2 separate regions of the Mus musculus genome follow, and region 1 is linked to region 2. The links are chromatin contacts, found by Hi-C or POLR2A ChIA-PET in ENCODE. All regions are on one chromosome and are shown on one strand. The core of a region is the stretch at or near the end of the contact, and the rest is flanking DNA. Distances in the headings are between cores, read along the strand shown. Region 1 holds the start of Nhlrc2 (NHL repeat containing 2). Region 2 overlaps Casp7 (caspase 7).

The links. A loop is a pair of places that touch in the nucleus more often than their neighbours do. ChIA-PET counts read pairs that join two places held with the same protein, here RNA polymerase II (POLR2A).
Region 1: POLR2A ChIA-PET joins it to region 2 with 126 read pairs in Patski. The contact joins the promoter of Nhlrc2 here to the enhancer-like site in region 2. A Hi-C loop is called at or near these places in 3 of 37 maps with a recorded cell type or tissue (T-helper 17 cell, gastrocnemius and left cerebral cortex). POLR2A ChIA-PET finds 5 or more read pairs at or near these places in 2 of 5 experiments (Patski and embryonic stem cell).

What each region holds. Positions count from the first base shown.
Region 1 is chr19:56,546,964-56,549,663 of GRCm38, forward strand. Nhlrc2 (NHL repeat containing 2) reads left to right here and starts at 1,298. Exons shown (of 11, transcript NM_025811.3): 1 at 1,298-1,897. The coding sequence starts at 1,720. Dclre1a (DNA cross-link repair 1A) reads right to left here and starts at 1,159. Exons shown (of 10, transcript NM_001360437.1): 1 at 1,011-1,159; 2 at 1-740. The coding sequence starts at 187.
Region 2 is chr19:56,424,445-56,427,144 of GRCm38, forward strand. The region is part of intron 2 of Casp7 (caspase 7); the gene reads left to right. Among named protein-coding and RNA genes, the nearest start is that of Casp7, 29 kb to the left of the region's middle. Within about 2 kb of position 1,320, at least 2 of the 3 ENCODE cell types and tissues checked have a DNase peak (open chromatin) inside an H3K27ac peak, as active enhancers do; they include gastrocnemius, where a contact is called at or near this core.

The DNA of each region.
Region 1 (2,700 bases), core at 48-2,547, 120 kb after region 2:
GGTGTTTTCCATCTGTTGATTTTTCAACAGATTCTGAAATATTTTCAGAACAATTATTTGGATGTACGGGTTTGGGCTTTCTTTTAGATTTATATTCCCAGATTTCTTCTTCCCAAAACGTGTCTTCTAACATGGCCAAATGATTTTTGTGAGTACAGCACCAGTCTTTGGTGAATTCAGAGTCCATTTCTTGTAACAAGTTTTTAATAGGAAAAAAAAAGTAGCCAAAAGCCAACTAACTTGGTTGGAACTGAAAGCTTTGGTGATATTGGCACACAACCCACTTAGTACCTGTGAACACCTGCTGTTCCATTTTATACCATAATAAAATTAAGAGAACTCACTACAGGGTAACATCTATACGGTTTTCTTTACATTGTGACACTATTTCATTCAGGTTTTTTTTTAACTTCTCAGAACTTGATTTATAAAAATAAGAATCAAGAATGTCTTGAATGTCAAGCACTGACGGTAAGTACCAGGCTCAATGACTTTAACTGAAAACAGTCTCCATATAATGGTTAGAAAGCTATTCTGGCTCTCGTTCATGTGGACAAGTGTCCATTTACAAGTCCAGTCACAGTCCCTAGTCTACTTAGTGTGAGACTAGTCCATAGACTAGACCATAATCAAAGAGGTGTTGGTTACAACCGACAGCTGCCCTTATTCGTGACTCATGGGTCCAACCAGTTTCAGCTTCCTGGGTCAGTCCATTTCTTCCTCCATCCTAGGATCAAACCCTGCACAGTGAACAAAGTTCAAACATGTGAGACTGTACTCCACACCATAGGGGCTGTCTGCCCTGAAATCAATCAGCCACTTCTGCAGACCTCCAGAGAGGTCAGGTACCAGAAAATTCCTACAGGCTCCCGCTCTTTGCCTTTGGATCTGGGGTGGGGGGAAGATCAATGAAGGAGCCCTACATTATTCCCAGGTTAAATAATGCCAACATCCCAATGAGCCCTTGTGCAGCTCGCCCCGTTCCTCCCGGTAGTCCCTCGTGGGCACACCTGGCCTGGCAGCAGGGGGACCCCGCTGCAGCTGCCTCCTCTCTGCGCCAGCTCGCGGGACATTCCATTCGCGCCCGCACTTTCAGCACACCCAGAGTCACAGGACACTTTTGTTGTTGTCAACACAAAACCACCGGCCTCACTGCCTACATTAAAAAAAAAAAAAAAAAAAAAAAAAAAAAAAAAAAGAGTCTCCTCCGAGGGTTGCTTTACCTTCTTTACCTTTCGAGTCTTTCTTGGCGGGAACGCTGTCCCACTGTCACTGCCGTGCCGAATCGGCTGATCTCAGTTTAAGAGTGGGACACACAAATGGGCAGGCTTTTCTTAAGTCGGCTCTTTTAAACGTGTACATGGTTATTTGAATTTTATTTGTCTTGGAATTCCCTGCCGGGCTTCAAAGGCAATGGGTTCCCAGCTCCTCTGGAGCGCGACCCTAGCAGCCTTCCCCGTGTCGAATCTGGCGCTCTGAACGTCCAGGCTTCGCGGCGGCCCGGAACCTGGAAGGGGCGGGGTGGGCAACTCTGGAGTTTAATTACGCGCCAGGGAAGCACGGCCCTTTGGACTTTGGCGTCCGGAGGAAGGCTTATTGGAGGCGGAAGCGTGTGTGGCGCAGGGCCGGGCTGGCCAGGCCCCGCTCTGAGTCAAGAGGGCGGCGCACGCTGGTCCGACCCGCGCCCTCGGCCCCGGAGCCCTCGGGAGCTCGCGCAACATGGCGGCTCCCGGAGCGCGCGGCGCGAGCCTCTCGGGCCTGCTGCCCGCGCAGACCTCGCTCGAGTACGCCCTGCTGGACGCCGTCACCCAGCAAGAGAAGGATGAGTTGGTCTACCAGTATCTGCAGAAGGTGGACGGCTGGGAGCAGGACCTAGCGGTGCCCGAGTTTCCGGAAGGTGAGGGGCTGGCGTCGGGGTGGGGGCCGCTCCCGGGTCCTCCCCTTCCTCGGTGGCTCCCTCCCGCCAGCAGATCGGTGCCCTGCGGTCCTCCCACAGCCCCCGAGGTGCTCCAGGGGAGCAGCGACACACGGAGGGGGTTCTGCTGGGCGGGGACCAGTGTTTGCATCTCTGTCTGGAATCCTGCGTGACCTGACGTCAGTAGCCTCAAGGCTCCATGGGTGTATATTGATCACTTTTTAATGTGCCACAGACGGTTTGAAGCACTTGAGAGCTCCTACTTACCTGGTACAACCCACCGAGACCCTCTTACTAGTCTTGTTTTACAGTTAAGGAAACTGAGGCACAGGGAAGGCTAGGAAACCTGCCCGTCTAATAACCACTAGAGTTGGACTACATTCTACAGGCATAGCATCTGATGGTTTTCTAGTCCAACCGCGTTTCCACGTTCAAAGTGGTGAACCTATTGATCTTTAAAATCTGGAATCAATTTTAGCTTAGTACTCAGGTTTGAATCCTAGTAGTGGGAACTGTTGGGACATAGGGAAACGATACTCCCGGTAGTACAGTTTAAACAAAACGCTCCCTTACCTTCTTTGGTTGGGAGTGTCATTGTTTAGCCTGCCGTGTTGGCATGTGTCCTGGCGTGTGACACTGAAACCACATGCATAGTTAATTTGTTACCTGTGGTAGGGTTCAGGTATCTTCCGGAAGGATCTATCTGTTCCTCCTTCATCCCACAACAGTCTTGGATATTTCGGACCCTTTTGCACTCGCCTTGAGAGGGGCTTACCGTTCCCCTC
Region 2 (2,700 bases), core at 70-2,569:
GGAGCACAGTGTGCCCAACCATTCGTCAACCATAGGTCAACCCATACATCCACCATCCATCAAATGTCACTCACAGCTGCAGACGGAGCGGTTCAGGACTGGAGATGGTGAGCCCTTCTGGGTCCTACAGTCATCCACACACATTACTGTCTTCCACACTGCCTGTCTGTGGTATTTGAAGACAATTCTCCGCACCGTTTCCTCCCCTGAATGATTTTTCCTGAAGTCTTCTGATGATTTTTATTGTTGTCGGTCTGTCTCCGCCTCCTGTTTTGGTCAGGGGAAAGGAAGGAAAGAGACACGGGAAGGTTAGTTAATGTTTGGAGAAAGGAATTTGCTCTTCTCTTTTAACTCTTGGAATGTACGTCGCTTCTCTGCATCTGTCCTTCACACACTGTGAGAAGAGCTCTGTTAACAGTAGAGGATGGCAGGTAACCACAGGGACACTGTGGCCACCACCTGACTGTCACCTGCTTCCCCTTTCAGTGCCTGTAACACTCGTCGAGCCCTGGGGCAGCCATCAAGCAGTTTGCGTCCCGTGCCTTGGGTCCTTTCATGCACACTTTTTTCCCAGTTGCATTTGGAAGGTTGAAACTGGGAAATGTGATCACTTCTGGAAAGTGATTTCTTTATGCAAAACCCCCCTGGCAACCGGTCTTCCCCGAAGATGAAAGGACTTTGTAAACCCTGTCTGCTCATCCTAACCCTAGCCTAACTACCTTTGGAAGAAAGCCAACCTCATGAGCCTGGATGGACTGGCAGATTCCCCAGGAGCAATCGTCTTAGTTTTGCTCACTTACAAACCAATGTTGCTCGAAGCCTGGCACTGGGGTCAACCAACTGTCCATGTGTGTGAACATGCTTGGGGTAGCATTCTCACTTAGTCCATTCACAGAGCTCTGCCACACTATTCTGTGAACACTCTGCTGATGACCGTTCATTCGGCCACCCACCTGCTGCTCATTGTTCTTGAAGATAGCCTTCTGGCTTCGTGTGTGTGTGTGTGTGTGTGTGTGTGTGTGTGTGTGTGTGTGTGTGAAGTCTGGTCCTCCAACACAGACCCCGTGGTCACTTCCCCTCTGGATCTAGTACTTATCACTCTGTCCACAGGGAGCTGTCCCTGGGATGTGGGGGCCTCAGTGTGGAGGCTGGTCATTTCTGCCTGTCAGCAGGGAAGCCAGAGGCCAGTGTGACCTTCCCAGCCCCAGCCTGAATGTCCTATGGAAAACTCCAGCGGGCAGCTCACTGCTGATTCAGGCCTGGGCCTTCAGGGCTGCCTTCTGTGCCAGCCTCCCGTCGCCAGCTGAGCGCCAACCATGTTGAGTTTTTACTACTACCGAGAAGAAGGCAACTCACTCCCTGTGGTCTCGGGAGGAAGCCTGGTCTTACAGAGGGGACTGCTTCCAGACGGGGACACCAGGTACCTCCCTCTCTGCTCTCCCCGTCCAGCACCCTGGTCCGCCTTTGCTGTGGTATGAAAAGACTGTGGGAAAGCCCCTCTGCTGGAATGTTCAAACCCTGACTGAACCATCCCCAAAATATTTAGACAAAGCAGCTACAAAAGCCAGAGCCCGGTTCCAAACGCAGCAGCAGCAGCAGCAGCAGGGAGCTGTGTGCCCGCTGATGTGTTTACTGTGTGCTGAGCAATGTCTGCAGGACAGGCTACTGGGAATCCTATTCAGGGAAACACTTCAGAAAATAAATAGGCACGGGTTTGTGTGCTTATATTCCCTTCCAAATGTAGAAAGGGATAATTCACATTTCGAGCAGCTCAGGGGATCTGTAAGAGGATAAAAACCTGTATTTATCTACTCCAGTGATGGAGAAAATTATACTGGCACCCAGAGTGGATTGTAGAAGTCCACTGTGCTCTCTGAGCTTTCTCTCTCCCTAATCAAGTAGGCAGGATAGCTTTTGGATCCCACCGTGTTGTCTGGTAACAGTTGCTGGAGCTTCTTCATACAGCCCCTTTTATAGAAATAGCCTGCGGGGTTTTCTTTGTCATCTTTCTCCTCCTCTTCTTCCTCTCCCCCCTCCTCCTCTTCCTCTTCTTCTTTAAACTCAAAAAAAATGACTCAGTTGGCCTCATGCTGAAATCGGAGACTGCAAGAAATGGCTTTCTGCCCAAGAAGCTAGGATAATCCAAATCCTTCCTAGTAATCGATGCTGGTGTTATCTATGTTCCTGGAAGAGTTCTGTGGCTGTCTGGCCTATGAAGAAAGTGGTCCTTGGCTATGTCAATGGAAAACCAGCACTCAGGAAGGATGGATACACAGCTGCTCCGCCTGTCCCCACCCCCTCACCCCCAGTGTGACTTGTTTCTCCCTTGGTGTCAGCGACTTCAAAGGTCGATCTATAGGATGTCATCGCCATCATTGGTTGCAATCTCTCGCTTGTGTGGCCCTAAGTACAGTGATTTAGTGGCCAGATTTTTTTTTTTTAATCTGTAGCCAATTGTGGAACACTCAAGCTTTTAAGAGGATTTAGAACTTTTAATTCACTAGTCTGATTTATCCTGGATTTTGTACTTAAATATGACAGCCGCCAAACAAGAGTCCCATGTTTCCTTAGAAAGTCTTCTGTGTGTAAAAAAAAAAGGCCGAGGAACAGCTAGATTTATCAGCAGAGAATTGACAAAGGGAGAGGAAGAGGTGGAGGGGTGTGTGTGTGTGTGTGTGTGTGTGTGTGTTATGCGTAGAA